Regions from separate parts of the Homo sapiens genome. Here region 1 is linked to region 2. Evidence: chromatin loops called from intact Hi-C (ENCODE). Cell type or tissue: Panc1. All regions are shown on one strand.

Evidence for each region. Hi-C counts contacts between places; a loop is a spot of excess contacts. Peaks named below come from ENCODE experiments on the same cell type or tissue, not always from the same donor. Only the 100,000 strongest peaks of a DNase experiment are listed, where the experiment ranks them.
Region 1: a loop joins it to region 2, with 4 times the contacts of the local background. A loop is called at or near these places in 44 of 110 quality-filtered maps.

The regions. Positions count from the first base shown.
Region 1 is chr17:33,923,275-33,931,274 of GRCh38, reverse strand. It overlaps LOC124903983 (a long non-coding RNA gene), which reads left to right. Exons shown (of 2, transcript XR_007065719.1): 2 at 1-145. It also overlaps a transcript of ASIC2 not described here. Among named protein-coding and RNA genes, the nearest start is that of LINC01989, 260 kb to the left of the region's middle. RefSeq lists enhancers at 1-65, 1,762-2,263. In Panc1, no CTCF peak of the experiment used is centred here; a DNase peak (open chromatin) is centred at 3,574.
Region 2 is chr17:34,143,457-34,151,456 of GRCh38, reverse strand. It overlaps a transcript of ASIC2 not described here. Among named protein-coding and RNA genes, the nearest start is that of LINC01989, 36 kb to the left of the region's middle. In Panc1, CTCF peaks have their summits at 4,608 and 4,817 (motif pointing right); a DNase peak (open chromatin) is centred at 4,836.

The DNA.
Region 1 (8,000 bases), 220 kb after region 2:
TCAATCGATCACGACCCTCTCACACGGACCCCCTTAGAGCTGTAAGCCCTTAAAAGGGACAGGAATTGCTCGCTCGGGGAGCTCGGTTTTTGGAGACGTGAGTCCGCCGGTGCTCCCAGCTGAATAAAGCCCTTTCCTTCCACAACTCGGTTTCTGAGGGGTTCTTTTCTGCGGCTCATCCTGCTACATAGGAAGAGATGCAAAGTAAAACTGCATCAGTCCCAGCTGCTAGAGAGGCTGAGGCAGGAGAATGGCATGAACCTGGGAGGCGGAGCTTGCAGTGAGCCGAGATCGTGCCACTGCACTCCAGCCTGGGCGGCAGAGAGAGACTCCGTCTAAAATAAATAAATAAACAAACAAACAAACAAACAAATAAATAAATCTGCACTAGGCAGCCAAAGAAACAAGGGAGTTGTAAAATCTGGGCCCCGGCTCTCCCCTGGCATCCCCTCCACCACCTGTGGGTCTGCTCCATTTTCCTGCTGGCACCAGCTGACTCCCTGGACTCACACATGGCTCCTGTACCCCCAGAACTCTGGCCCACTGGGGCCACTGCCAAGCTCACTTCGACACACCCCTGCAGTGCAGGAGCTTCATCCCTCAGGGTAGAGAGAGAAGGAACTGTTATAGTGGTACTTCTCAGCACTTTTACCTGGCTTCCTACAGGGAAATGATACTTTTGTTTGAAGCAAACTTTATTGTGTTGCTCACAGCATGAGGCATATTCACAGACAGCGATGGTGGGATGGTGGGCCCAGGCTCTGGTCTCCAGCCCTTATTCTACTACCTGAAGCACGATGGGGACTAACATCTCAGCCACTGAGATCCTGGATAGAAAATCTTAAAACAAACTGAACCAGGGTTGTGAAAGGGTGGCACAGTATGGAATAAGAACAAGCTACAGGTGAATTTCTAGAATTCTGTCCAGAAAGCTTGACATAGACAGTGACATTCTTCTTACAAATATACGGCCTTTGAGGCCCAAATGAAACACAAAAGGAGCCAGGTCAGACAATTTCTTTCCAGTAATTCCTGAAATACAACAAAGGCAGGGGAAACCCGTAAGTGATAGAGTCCCGTTTTCCCTGCTTTGCGGATAAAGACGAATTACTGATGTTTGCAGCCTCGGTTACCTAACAGACTTTCAGACTTCTATTACTATTACTTGCTGCAAACTTCTATTATCACAAGTTTTCTTTTACTAACCTGAACAATTGTAGAAGACTAAAGCAAAAAGTTTGTCCTGTACAGCACCCATCGACAGTGAGGCCTGCTGTGCTGGTTTGAGAGTCTTATAGCCATGACGCCCACCACCAGTTAGCAAAGTGGAGACCAAGAAGTAGCTTGTTATGAGCCAAGGGCTCTCTGTGACTGTGTTCACAAGCAACCACACCTTTTCAATTCTGATATTGTGAAGCCTTTTATCGTATATTTTCTACTTCCCAAGCTTTGTAATAATACAGGCACTAGATGGCACCCCCTGAAGCTTAGGCTATTTTGGCTAAGGTGAAGGAAATGCTTTGCACGGCAGGCAGTAAACCTAGAGATGGATTCACAATGAATTAATAGGAGACAGGAAGGCCAGAGTCAGGGCACCTCCTCCTTGGACAAGACTGGCAGGACAAAGGGCACTTCCTGTCCTCCTGAGGCTGCTGTCAGAAGAGAATACTGGGCTGACCCTGCAGCGGGATCTTCTGCTCAGAGCCCACGAGATTTGTTGTTGCGTTTGCGTAAGTGGGGATCTCAGCAGGGAAGCCTGTATACTCTGAAATGCTTCAGAGCCCCAGAAGGTGATGAATGCAAATGCAATCCAGGGCTACTTGGTGAACGTTGAATTAACTGTAGAAAATTACCTAAATGAGGTTGGTGAGTGAAATGTAAATGAGCCCAGGCTCCGCAGGAGCTAAGGAAAGGATCACAGTGGGAGACACAGTCAAGTAGGAGGTTGGGAACTTGGGAGTGAGCACTAACCTAATGTAGAAAGCCATGTAAACAGCTCGGTCGGGGGCAGTGGCTGGGAGGGCAGGGCAAGGCAAAGGGGCTGGCGAGCTAACTGGGGAACAGAGCTAATGAGGGAACAAAACAGTGGAATGGTGAGCTGAGCCAGTCTCCTGCAGATTCTGACCATCCAATGGGGGGTCTGAGGGGAGGCAGAGATTCACTTACTGAGGCAGTTTAGGCCCCAGCAACTCAAATAGCGTTCTTGTGCACCCTGGTTAAGGCAGTGCTATCTGGTTTGAGTAAAAGCATGCGAGTGGGTGGGTCATGATAAAGATGCCAAGAAAGAAGAAGGAAAATTTCATGAGAATCCAAGAACGAGCGCCTCCCTACATGCAGACCTCCCAGAAACGGGCCAGGAGCAGGAAAGGCTGATGTTTGCAGCCTCGGTTACCTAACAGACTTTCAGGCTTCTACTACTATTACTTGCTGCAAACTTCTATTTTGCCTGGTTAGTCCCTCAGAGTCTCATCTCTCCCCTGACATCCCCTCCTCCATCTGTGGATCTGCTCCATTTTCCTGCTGGCACCCGCTGACTCCCTGGACTCCCACATGGCTCCTGCACCTCGAGAACTCTGGTTCATTGTGGCCATTGCCCAGCTCACCCCCATGTACCCCTGAAGTGCAGAAGCTCCACCCCTCCGGAGCCCTGACACTACATTTCCAAGAGAGGGGTCTGACAGGCACAGTTCATCTTTTGAGGTGAAGCTCAGAGCCCTTGCTTCCTGCCCAGTCTATGGTTTGGCTGCACTTGGGCCAGCTGTTGACCCTAGTCCAACCAAAGAGTGGGTCATATCATAAAGAGCATAGGTGTAGAGGATATGGGAGGAGGCATGGGTCACCTTAGAGCAGTGATTCTCCACAAAGGGTGGGAACCACAACAGAGCTGCACAGTTCTGGTCAGCTTTTACCACCCACCCCTGAAGTGCCCCTGCCCCCCACGCTGCAGAGTCCCTGCCGTACCAGGACACTATGCTGGTGGGAAGAGGCACAACTGTCCAGCACATTGAGTTAGAACACCAGGAGAGCACCTTCGAAAGGTCGCCAATGGGCAGCAGGGTGGCATCTCTGAAATAACATGGGTTTCCATGAACCAGAGCAGGTAGTTCTGTCTCAGAAATGCAATAATTGTGGTTTTTTTCCAGTTGGCAGGGGGAAAAAAACCAAAAAGCTAAGACAGAAAAGCCTCCCAGTTAAGCTTTTCTCCCATATGTTTTTCTTAAACCTTTGGTGCCTCCTACTGTTTGCCTGCTGTCACTCACTAGAGGATGACAAATGAGCACACAATTAGCAAAATTAGCGGACAAATATTATCAAACAGCTGATACCTCTTGCCTAGATTTGAGCTGTTGTTTGTGTGTGAGTCAACCCATGTGTTAACGGCTGTAATTTGATATGGCTTATGCATAACATAGTCATATCTAACTGATGACATTGCTTCTGATTCTCAGGGGTAGGCAGGGGAGGGCAGGAACTGTGGAATAAAAGCAGCGAAACTGATTTGACTTTCTGGGTTTGATTCACTGCTTCCCAACTTGCTGAATGACACTGGGCAAGTGATCTAACCTCCCTGAGCCTCAATTTGCTCATTTATGAAATGGCAACAAATAATAGTGTCTTAATTCTTTTGGGCTGCTCTAACAAATACCATAGATTGGGTAATTTATTAACAGTAGAAATGTATTGCTCACAGTCCCGAAGGCTGGGAAGCCCAGGATCAAGGCAGCAGCAGATCAGGTGTCTGGAAAGGCTCCCTCTGTGCTGCATTGATAGTGCCTATTGCTGTGTCTTCACATGGCAGAAAGGGTGAAGCAGTTCCCTTCAACTTCTTTTATAAGAGCACTATTTCTGTTCATGAGAATGTAACCCTCATGGCTTATTCACTTTCCCAAAGCTCACACCCAGCTCTTACTACCCTCACATTGGAGAGTCAATTCTTCCAACATAAGAATTTTGGGAGGACACCAGCATTCAGACCTTAGTGAGTGATCACACAGGTTGAGCATCCCTAATCTGAAAATCCAATATTCAAAATGTTCCAAAATTGAGGCTAGGCACAGTGGGTCATGCCTGTAATCACAGCAGTTTGGGAGGCCAAGGTGGGAGGATCGCTTGAAGCCAGGAGTTTGAGACCAGCCTGGCCAACATGGTGAAACCCTGTCTCTACTAAAAATACAAAAATTAGCCAGGCATGTTGGCACATGACTGTAATCCCAGCTACTCAGGAGGCTGAGACATGAGAATCTCTTGAACCCAGGAGACTGAGTTTGCAGTGAGCAGAGAGATTGTGCCACTGCACTCCAGTCTGGGCAACAGAGCGAGACTCTGTCTCAAAAAAAAAAAATCCAAAACTTTTTGAGCACCAAGATGACAGTGCAAGTGGAAAATTCTGTGCCTGACCTCATGTGACGAGTCACAGTCAAAATGCAGGCACACAACAAAATGCAGGCACACAGTGGCAGGTAATCAGCCTGCCATTGTTTGCTATTGCTCTTGCTTAATAGCAGATACAGGTATTCTGGTGATGCTACTGTGCTGCTCGGTTACCCCGAATACATGATTTTTCCCACCGTATTAATGGTCTGTCCTATTTTTTACTCTTAAGTACTTATGCATGAATCAGTATAAGAAAATGGTTGCTTTAGGTAGCATCAAAATTCAGAGTCAGGAATAATGGTGGCACAAAGCAACCACAGGTTGTCCACATGGGTGGCTGAGATGGTGACACCCTTGCTTTCTGATGGCTCAGTGTACACAAACTTTGTTTTATGCACAAAACTATTAAAAATACTGTATAAAATTATCTTCAGGCTATGTGTATAAGGTATATTAAAACACATATAAATTTTGTGCTTAGACTTGTGGCTTATCCCCAAGATATCTCATTATCTATATGCAAATATGTATTCAAAAATCCCAAAAAAAAAGTTCAAAATTCAAAATACGTCTGGTCCCAAGCATTTTGGATAAGGGAGACTTAACCTGTAATACTTCCGCAAGGTTTTTGTGAGGATTAAGTGAACTACTCCATATAAAGCACTTAGTACAGTGCTCAAAACATAAAAATAGGGTGACCTACATTTGTATTTTTAGACCTCTCAATTGAATTAAATAACAGTATTTTTGCTTCTGTAAAGAGGACACAAACTTTCAGGTACTCAACCACCTAACCGAGTTCAAGAACCCCCTGACTTCGATGATAGTCTATGGGGCTCCCAAAACATCACTGCAAGAGATCTACTAATGTTAACAGTGATTATTTCCTGTATTTGGATAATAATTTATTAGAGTTAGAGCCTTCTGCATCTAAAAAAAGTCTTGTCATTGCGGGGCACATACACATTTTGTGACTTCTTAAGATCTTTTAAATATTGCTATAGCTCAGATCTTCCACTGGCCAAAGAAGTATTGTGAAATCCAGTGGCCACCCACGCAGCCTTGGGTAGAGCAGGGTGGAAAAGGGGAGTGACAGTGCTGTCAATGGATTGCAGCCTCCATACCATGGGCACAAGAATGGCCAGGGCAAGTCAAAACTGAACCCCAGTCTGGGAGGATTTGGAAAGTAGACACCCAGAATTGGATTTAGAAGAACCTGGGCCATGGAAGCAGAGCTGCCCCAGCCATGAGGGGAACGTGGTGCCCAATCCCAGAATGTGGAGTGGGGGATCCTCAACCCAACCTTTCTAAGGTAGGAGTGGGGCTTTGAGGCTGAGGTCACACTGGGCAGCAGACGAGGCCACATGGCCACAGTTATCGGGAGAAGAGAGCTATTGTGACTTGCACCACACTCCCCTGAGAGGTCTAATCCCCATTCTGCAGTCTTGGAAGAAAGAAGCTCTATGTGGCCTTCTCCTTTGTTCTGTACACCAGAAGCAGGGACTCAATGGTCATTTGAATGCTATGGTCCAGTGATTTCTGGGTTACCATTGGCCTTCCCTGGAGGGGAGGACGAGAAGTGTCATGCATGGGGTGCCTTCAGTGCATTTTGCGCTTATATTCTTCTCCTCATTCAACCCTTGTGCAAGTTGGTATGGAGATATGACCACCTCCCTCTTACAGATGAGAAATGAGCATTGGAAGGGTTAAGGAACCAGGCAAAGGTCACATAGCTGGACTTGAATCCAGATCTGCTGCCTTCAACCCTTTCTCTGCCCATGCACTGGAAAGGCCTGAGGCATCAACCCTGCAGCATGGTGGCCAGAGAAGCAGGGAAGGCAGGAAGCCCAGCCCTGGGTACACTGGCCCTGAGTTCTTCTGCTCAGCTGAGTATAGAGACAGTAAGCTGGGAGGTGGGCATGATGGATCTCTGACCTCTGACTGCCTGAAGTGTAGGGGTCAGGAGGCACTAAACAAGAAGTGACTGTCATGGCATGTGTCTGCATGGTCATCACGAAGCTTGCTCTTCTTCCTTCACTGCCCACCACACCTCTGCAGAGTCTGGGTTCCAGTTGAGGGTAACTTAGAATGACAGGGTGCTCACTGGCCCAAGGCCACAGCAGCAGTGAATTGAACAGCCCGAGACAGCAGGCAGCTTTGTCCAAGCACATATGGCCAACCAGCACTTGCATCCTCTCTCTGCTGTCCACAATGCCCGGATTAAATCAAAAATTCCCATAGGAAAGGGAGAAAATGGGATGAAGGGAAAGATGACAGCGTCTCCACAGTTATCCACTTCACACTAGGCAAGTTCCTAGATATCTACGGGGAAATAGAATTTTGGGAGGTGGAAATTTGACTTTAAGTTCTCTAGAGAGGCTCCCAGTTAAAGGAAGTGTATGGCGAATGCTTTCCTAGCATGAATGCATTTTCTCTGCCCTCTAATTTATCCACTTTGTAGTGCTGAGAGTTTTGTCAATGTAGTTACTGCCACACCTGGCGGACTCCATGTGTTCTGTTTCAGACACCATCCTGAGCCCCTGGAGAGCAGACTCTGGCTCCTGCTTAAGCCAGCAGAGCAAATGGGTGTGGCTGCTTTGCAAGCCCGCTCTGCAAGCCTCACTCCAGGGTTGGGGAGAACCCCAGGAGGAGCACGCTGGGCTGTTCCTCACAGCGCAGTGCAGGAGAGTCAGGTATTGTGAGGTTCCCACCAACAGTGGTGACAAATGCCATTTATTAGGGGCTTTCTTGGCCAGGCCATGTGATAAGCATTTTGTAGACTTGCTCTCTGACCTGCCCCATAAACCTGAAACTTAGATGTTTCAGCAGATGAGGAAACAGAAATAAAGAGAGGGATGGGAGCAGGGGCCAGGGATTCAGACCTGCTGAAGATCACACAGCTGGTGGCAGTGAAGCTGAGATCTGAACCTGGCCCATTCTGCCTGTGAGTCCGGGGCTCTCTTCCCTGTATCTTCTGCCATGTAGTTGCTGGGTGGGCATGAGGTAGGGAATGGAGTCAATGGTGAAGCAGGAGTCTAAGACTCAAACTCCCTGTAGTCTAGCATGGGCTGAGAACTCAGGACGCCCCTCCTCCCCTCTCATACTCTACTATCTTCTTTCTGCCCTAACTCACACCTCATTGGTGGCTTAAGAGCATTTTTACACCTGTTTGACATATCAAACACTTTCCAGAGTTCCCTTTCCAACTGACATTATTAGCCAGTGATCCCTGAACCCTGAGCCCCACTCCCCGGCCCCACAGCCTCCTTCTATAAACATGGAAAGTGTATAAGAGAGAAATCATTTTCCCTATAAATAATTGTAAGGTCCAGCCACAAGGAGAAGCAGTGCATTTTGCAGAACTGCTGTGCATTCTGAGTTCAGCAATTTGTGGCCCAGACTTGGTAACCTGTTTCTTCCTTGTGGTCTCTTCCTTGGTAACCTGTATGACCCTGAGAAGTCATTTTATTTCCATCTGTAAAATGAGACCCTTGGACTGGGTGATGAATAAAGTTTCTTCCAACAATATTAGTTCATAAGTTTCATATAAATGTGGTTGGGTAGATGGACAGAACAGTCAGCCTTGAGAACGGCAAATATTTCTCAAGCTCAGGCAGTACTTGTTC
Region 2 (8,000 bases):
CTTTTATAGCAGTGTGTCATAGTGCTTCATGCATGGTTATTCCTTTGTCAATCAAATAGAGCACCTATTGTGCAGTGTGATAAAAATAGCCTAAAGCCTTGCCATTGTAGAACTCCCAGCCCATTTCCCACCCCCTCCAGATGAGGTGATAGCTGAGTGCAAGAATGCAGTCTCATTAAACCCAGACTCTGCATACATCATGCTAAATATGGGGGCTGCCCACAGGAAATACCATGACCCAGGCATGGCTTGCTAATTGAATAGTTACTTGCTGTTCCTGGAATAAACCCAGAACCCTTTACTCACGGACCTTTCCTACTCTACCTCTTTATTTTTTTTTTTTTTTTTTTTCTTGAGATGGAGTCTCACTCTGTTGCCCAGGCTGGAGTGCAGTTGTGCGATCTTAGCTCACTGCAACCTCCACCTCTCAGGTTCAAGCGATTCTCCTGCCTCAGCTTCCCGAGTAGCTGGGACTACAGGCGCCTGCCACCATGCCTGGTATTTTTAGTAGAGATGGGGTCTCACCAGATTGGCCAGGCCGGTCTCGTACTCCTGACCTTGTGATCTGCCCACCTTGGCCTCCCAAAGTGCTAGGATTACAGGTGTGAGCCACCACGCCACCCTCTTTACTTTTTATACCTCTTTCTCCATGTCTATTTATCTAAATCCTAGTCATCCTTCAAAATCCAGCTTTACCATCACTGTAGCCTTCTCCAGGAAACCATTGCCCATCCCCTTCCCATTCCCATAATCTAAATTACTCTCTCGTCTGTCTTCTAAACAGCATTTTGGTTTATTCCTCTGTTAGAACAGTCATTATTCTTTTTCTTGCATTAGAATCATGAAGTGCTTGGGCTAAAAATGACCTTAGAAATGATTTAACACCCTAGTTTTTTAGCCACTGATAATTTTTAATTTTAAAAAGTTTATTAGTAAAAGGTACATATATTTATGATGTACAACACTGCTTTGAAGTATGTATACATTGTGGAGTGGCTAAATCAAACTATTTAACATATGTATTACCTCATATACTTACCATTTTCTTGGGGGGATGGTAAGAACACTTAAAATTTACCCCCTTAGCAATTTTCAGTTGTTCAATATATTGTTATTAACTCTAGGCATTATGATGTACAATAGATTTCCTGGGCTTGTCTCTCCTGTTGAACTGAAATTTTATGTCCTTTGATCCATATCTCACCTATCCACCCTGCCACTCCCCAGTCCCCAGTAATCACCATTCTACTCTCTGTTTCTATGAGTTTGACTTTCTAAGATTCCACATAGAAGTGAGATCATGCAGTATTTGTCTTTCTGTGCCTGACTTATTTCACTTTGCATAGTGTCCTCCAGGTTCATCTATGTTGTCACAAATGACAGGATTTTCTTCCTTTTTAAAGGCTGAATAGTATTCCATTGTGTATATATATCACAAATCTTTATTTATTCACCTATCAATGGACACTAGGTTGATTCCATATCTTGGCTTTTGTGACTAGTGCTGCAATAAACATGGGAGGGCAGAATCTCTTTGACATACTGATTTCACTTCCTTTGGATATATACCCAGTAGTGGGATTGCTAGATCATATGGTACTTCTATTTTTAATTTTTTTGAGGAACTTCCATACTGTTTTCCATAATGGCTGTACTAATTTCCATTCCCACCCACAGTGTACAAGGGCTCACCTTTCTCCACATCCTTTCCAATGCTTGTTATTTTTTGTATTTTTGACAACAACTATTCTAACAAGTGTGAGGTAATATCGCATTGCTAACTTTTTACAAATCGCATATTTCTTTTTTCTCCCCTCCTCATAAGGCCTGATGTCTTCACTCATCCTTGTATTCTTGGCACCTAGAATTGCTTAGCACATAGCTGTCAAACTGCTTCTTCAGAGTTTGGGTAAAGTGGGTTTGAAGCTTGTTTAATGTTAAGTAAGTCTAGTTGATATATGGTGAAATTGTTGTTTTCAAGCTTCTTTTTGCATCATGGGTAGCCAGGATTCCACCTGCATTGGGATGACTTGTCCCATTATTGTTATTATTTAATAATACACTTTCTGATTATAGAAGTAATCCATGCTCATTGGAGAAAATTTGGGAAGTGTGGGAAATAATAAAGAAAGGAGAAACCTGGGCAATATAGTAAAACCCAGTCTCTACAAGAAATACAAAAATGAGCCAGGAGTGGTGGCACATGCCTGTAGTCCCAGCTACTTGGGAGGCTGAAGTGGGAGGTTAGCTTAAAACTGGAAGGTTGAAGCTGCAGGGAGCCATGATCACACCACTGCACTCCAGCCTGGGCAACAGAGCGAGACACTGTCTCAAAAAAAAAAGAAAAGAAAAAAAAGAAAAAAGAAAAAAAGAAAGAAAAGAAAAATCGCCATTAATTGCTTCCCAGATATAATTATATATATTATTTTAGCATTTTGGGAGTACTCCTATTCAGCCATGTATTGTGTGCATGTGTGTGTATTACTAGGCCTGGGATCTCACTTTTTGTGCATCTGGTGTCATGTCTGCTCCACAGTACACATCCAATCAATGTTAGCTTGCTCTCTTCTTGAGTCTCCTGGGTAGTCTTGAGGTCATTAGGAGATTCCTTCCTTTTAGGCTCAAAACTGAGCACCAGTTACTCTCCTTTGATGGAAATTTATTGATAGTATTTCTGCTTGTTTATCTGATGCCATCTTGGTCCTACTGTTTTTTGAATGTTTGCTAAGATGCACCAGAGATGTGTTCCTTTACACAAAGTCACACATCCTGACAGGCCCAACCCTGCTCCATGATGAGGCCCAAGTTTGAGTCAACTCTGGTTCTTCTTGCAAAACCATCCACTTCTCGCAAGACCACCTCAGCACACAGATGTAGATCCTGACTCTCCCGTCTGTAAAGTCTCTAGATTCTATGTCAAAATGGCCTAAATTGTAACTAATGCAAAATAGATGATTTTTCATATTCCTTAGGATGCTCTGAAGTCTTGCGAACATTTGGCATGCCCTTATGGGGGCAACCTTTGTCAAGCTAAGCAAGTTTTCCATAATGTCAGCCTCCGTTTGGGATCTTCCAGTTTAGAACTTTAAGCTGTAAGCTCTCTGGAAGTCGTGCTTTCAGGGGTATATAAAATTCTTTCTGATGTGATGAAGGGGTAAGACAATGACTGAGAGCTGACTATTTTGATGACCCACAATGTCTACTTGCAAAGAAAAAACTGAAGCTACTGCACAAGTTCCTAAATAATGCCTAGTTGATTGTTGGGTGAATGTGCATGTCTGTGTCTCTTTCTCTGGAAGATTTTAGACATCCAGAACTGCTTAGAAGGCTACCTGGAAGCTTATTGGCTGGGGTGTTGGTTCCTTTCCTCCTCTGTATTGTAGTTCTCTTTTCCTCTCTATAGAAAGTTCTTCCATTAATGAAGAGATGAATTTAACAAAATTTTGGTAAAGTGAATCCTAGTTTGCTACTGATTTCTTTTGTAAGAGCTGAGATGTGGTCCCATTAAAAAATCTCCCAAAGACCGAATTGGTAGCATTTAGCACTAAGTTTGCCATTAGAGGTGGTGCTCCATAGAGCAGCCCATATGTCAAAGTGCCACGCACCCCATTCCCTCCATGAGACTAAAACGATACCACCTGAGTCTAGAGAGACCTGAAAATTTGCTGTGTGCTTTCTCTTTTTTGTAGGATGTTTATGTTTGATGGAGCTGAGTTAAAATATCTACCTTGACCAGCAAGGCCATTTGACCCATGATCTATTACAACCTGAGACCAAGCCTACATCACCCCTCCCAGTTTGAAACTCCATATATCATATTTCACTCATGCATTTGACTTAAAACCATACAGACTGGGCTTAGGGGTTGCTGGATAGCAGCTGTCTCCAATGCTCAGAAATACTACATGGTTATTATTTGATAAATTGAAATTCTCTGATAAAAGCCTGTTTATCAGGTTGGGCTTTATTTGAGGACAGCATTCCCCAAAGTGCCATTCTTTGGATGCTGAAGCATCTTTCCATCTCCCAGTACTTATTTTCTTCTGATTTCGATATATTCTCTATTGATTGCCTCAGTAGCCATTGAAATTTATGCTCAGAAGAAATTAAGCATATAAAACAGAAGCAACGTATTTGCCTGGATTTATGACCTCTGTAGATTTAGTTGCACAACCTTTGGGAAGGTAATAAGCCTCAATGGGCCTCAGTTTGCTTATCTGTAAAATGAAGGGGTGGAATTAGGTGGTTTCTAAGGACTTGCCAACCTGTACCGCTCTAATGCAACAGAACATATTAAACATTTGTTTTCTGATCCTACATCTGTTGCTGAAACTCAAACTTTAACTTATGTTGGGAGTGGGGAGGAGTTGCTGCTCATTTGCCACCAGATCTATTTATCTATTTATTTGTTTGTTTAATTATAACAATTTTATTTTGATAGATATGTACAATGGAAGCAGAAACACCTAGATGCACTGAGAGGCTGCAGCAGGATGAGGGAGGCACAGAATCTTGCTCTCAAAATCCTGTTCAGGAGCCATGATATGCCTGACTGAAGCTCATCATTCTGACTCAAAGTTTGCAGCACAGTAGTCCAGCAGTTGAGGGGAGTGATACACTCTGGGTCTTCCATGCGTGAATTAGCAAGTGTATCTGTGGAAGACACTGTTGGTCAGCCCAGATCCTCTTTACTGCACCTGTAGGTAGAGCACATAACAGCTTAATCAGTCCCCTTCGTGGGGAGGCTGGCCCTTGGTTGACAGGTGCTGCCTCTTCTGGAGATACCTGGGAAGTTATTCACCTCCCCACCACCTGGGGGCAGCCAGTGGCCAGTGACTGACTGACAGGATTAGGAAATGCCAGTCATCTCACCTCAAGATGGAATACATTGTGGTGCAGTTTACACTCAGTGTTTCCCGTGGGATCAGGCTGAGCTGGACTTCTCCTGAAACCACATTCATGCTTACCTTTTCCCCCGCCCTACCTTCCCCTTCCCGCTTCTAGGCTTTTTATGAGAACACTCCCTCAATAAATCACCTGTAGAAGGTGTGCCATCTCAGGCTCTGATAGGGAACCCAACCTGTGTATTGATTAGTTTTAGCTTTTTTATCCATATGGTAACATGGACAATAGTCTAGGCATGTGGACCTAAGTCTGGTTTAGAAAGAAAAAAATACCTTTTTCAAAAATCTTTTAAACCTGGGACTTTCAAAATCTGTGTTTTCAACTCAAGACGGCGATAACAATTCCCAAGGGTGGCCCTCATAACTCAAATGAGCATCTCTCTGATTGGGATTCACTACTCTAAGCACAGCTGGTTTGTTCCCCTTAGAGTTGTTTGCCCAAAGAAAGCCCTTCCCAAGGTTTCCCTTCTCCGAAGAGCTGAGCCATACCCATTCTCCCAGCTGTTACGTGACTCTCAGCTGCTCACATTCTAGCATACACTTTTATCAGCACCTGCATTCTCATTTCCTAAGTTTGCTCTCTCTGAAAACTTCCCTTTCCTACCCTTCTACCAGCCTTCACTTCCATTTCTTCCTGAATGTGCATCAGCCTGGCTTCAAGCCATGAAGAGGAGGCTATGCATTTGATGTTGGCAGTGTCCTGGGCCCATCAATAAAGTAGAAGGCAGTGAGAGATGTATGGCTGACCAGAGGTGATGCTCCTCATATGTCACAGAAACCACGAGCGATGAGGAGCGTATGAAAGAACTCAGACAGCTTAGCATGAAAAGCGAAGTGGGTGGCTCACGGGCAATATGAGAGCTGTTTTAAAACACTTCGAAGGCAATCATAGAGAAGAGGAATGTGACTTTCTCTGTGTGAAGCCAGGGAGCAGAGCTAGCACCAATGTGTGGGTAAAAGTTTAGATAAGTGGATATCGGCAGACTAGAAGGAGTTGTCCTAGGAGTCTAGAGCACCCTGTACCCTGCCATCAGCTCTAGCTGAGGCCAGACAATTGCTTATTGGCAATGCTGCAGATGTGGATCAATGTCAGGTAAAGGGTTGGATTTAATGACCTCTAAAGTTACTTCCAACTCTGAGAGTCTTTATTTCCTTCCTGCACAGATAGTTGGGGTCAGAGGTGAGGGACATTGGCAGATAGCACTGGAAAAAAAACTGATAATAGATGCAATCCAGCACATCCAGACTGCAGAATCACCCCATTTCCCAATACTGTGTAGTCTTGAAGCTAAGTGTCTCAGAAGTCAGGAATAAGAATGGTGCCATATGAGACTGTAGACACAAAAGAGTGGATATTTCAGTTCATCCAGAGAAAGTGTGGGAAGTGGGTGGCTGGTGGAAGCCAAGGATTGAAGGGGCTGTTAAATGACCTGGGCATCCTAAAGTGTGTATGGATGGCTCCTCAAGAGGCAGTTCCCAGAGGAATTTGTCATAAATTCTGGGAGCTAGAGCCAACCCTAGAGAGCAAATCTTGGGTTGTGGTTGGGCATGGCCGGGTTCCATGTGGAGGGCTGCAGAGACTGAGAGGTTTATGGACTAGAGATAACTCTAGGTTTAGTATGGCTAGAGATAGACCCAGCTATAGGAGTTTGGAAGGAGGCTAATCTGGCAGAGAGAATGTCCTGCCCAGGAGCACTGATAACAGACAACAAAGGGATATCTGAGCTTGGGGAGCTTGGCAAATGTTGGAAGAATGAAGAGCTCTGGCACTTGAGATAATAACATAATGAGGTATTTTGGCCTCGTGGTACAATCATGGAATTTAGTGCCAGACAGGTGTAGGTTCCAGGTTTCCCTGACCTTGTACAAATTACTTAACACCTCCAGACTTCAATATCCTCATCTATTAAATAATAATAATAATACTGGTACCCCATAGGATTGTTTGCAGCAATTGAGTGAAATAATATAAGTAAAACTTTAAAAGTTATCCCAGATGTGGAATGTCAGCTGTTTTGTTACTGTTGTTACTATTATTATTACTAAGATGAGCTGGTGATACAACATAGTGACAGGAGATCCAGGAGCAAGACGATTTTTTGGAAATCTATATTGACAGTGTAGTATCAGGAAGTCCCCAGAAAGTATGGGGAATGAGGCTGTGATCAAGCCAGGGACCCAGCTCCTGCTATTATAGTTGAGCCTAAGCTACTATAGACATGCAGGTCTTGTCACAAATAAAAGTTCTTTTATTTGTTCATCATTGTGTAGCTTACAAAACCTGTTAATAATGGCTAACATTTTCTGAGCACATACTGTATCCCAGGCACTGTTCTATGCACTTTACATGGAATACTTCATTTGGTCTTCACAACAGCCAAGTGAAATATATAATAGTTGACATATCTTTTTTTTGTATGGAAAAAACTGAGGTTTAGAAAAGTGGAAGAATTGGCCTACAGTCACTTATCTTGTAATTGGTGGAAGCAGGATATGAATGAGGTATCTGATTTTATATCCTAAATGCTTTCTAAGATGCTATTTGATCCTCACAATAACTCTGAAAGTGGAAAATGTATTGTCTTAGTCTTAGTCTGTTTTGTGTTGCTATAACAGAATACCCGAGACTGGGTAATTTATAAAAAGAAAAAAAAAGAGGTTTAGTTAACTTATGGTTCTGCAGGATGTGAAACTCAACACTGAGCAGCCACATCTGGAAGCTTCTGGAAAGTCAGGCCTACTACAGACATATGCCCAGATCCCAGAGACATGGTGCTTGTGATATGCAAACATCATGACTATAAGATCCTAAGCCCATCTTTCCCTGAAAAGGCAAAGTTTCATTCACAAGTTTGACGCCCAGTGTTCTGGCTGTACTCCCATTGAAACCAGCATCTCCAAAGATGCATGACATCAGCCCAGAAACCACCTGAATATTCATCAAAAGAAAAGGTCTGCTGAGAGCCTTGTGCTGCATCAAAACATGGCAGAGAAATGGGAGGGGAACCAGATGCATGCAAAAAAGGCAAAACACAATAGGCAACCTTGCTTTATAAGAATCTGCTCTCATGGGAACTAATTCATTCCTACAAGAAG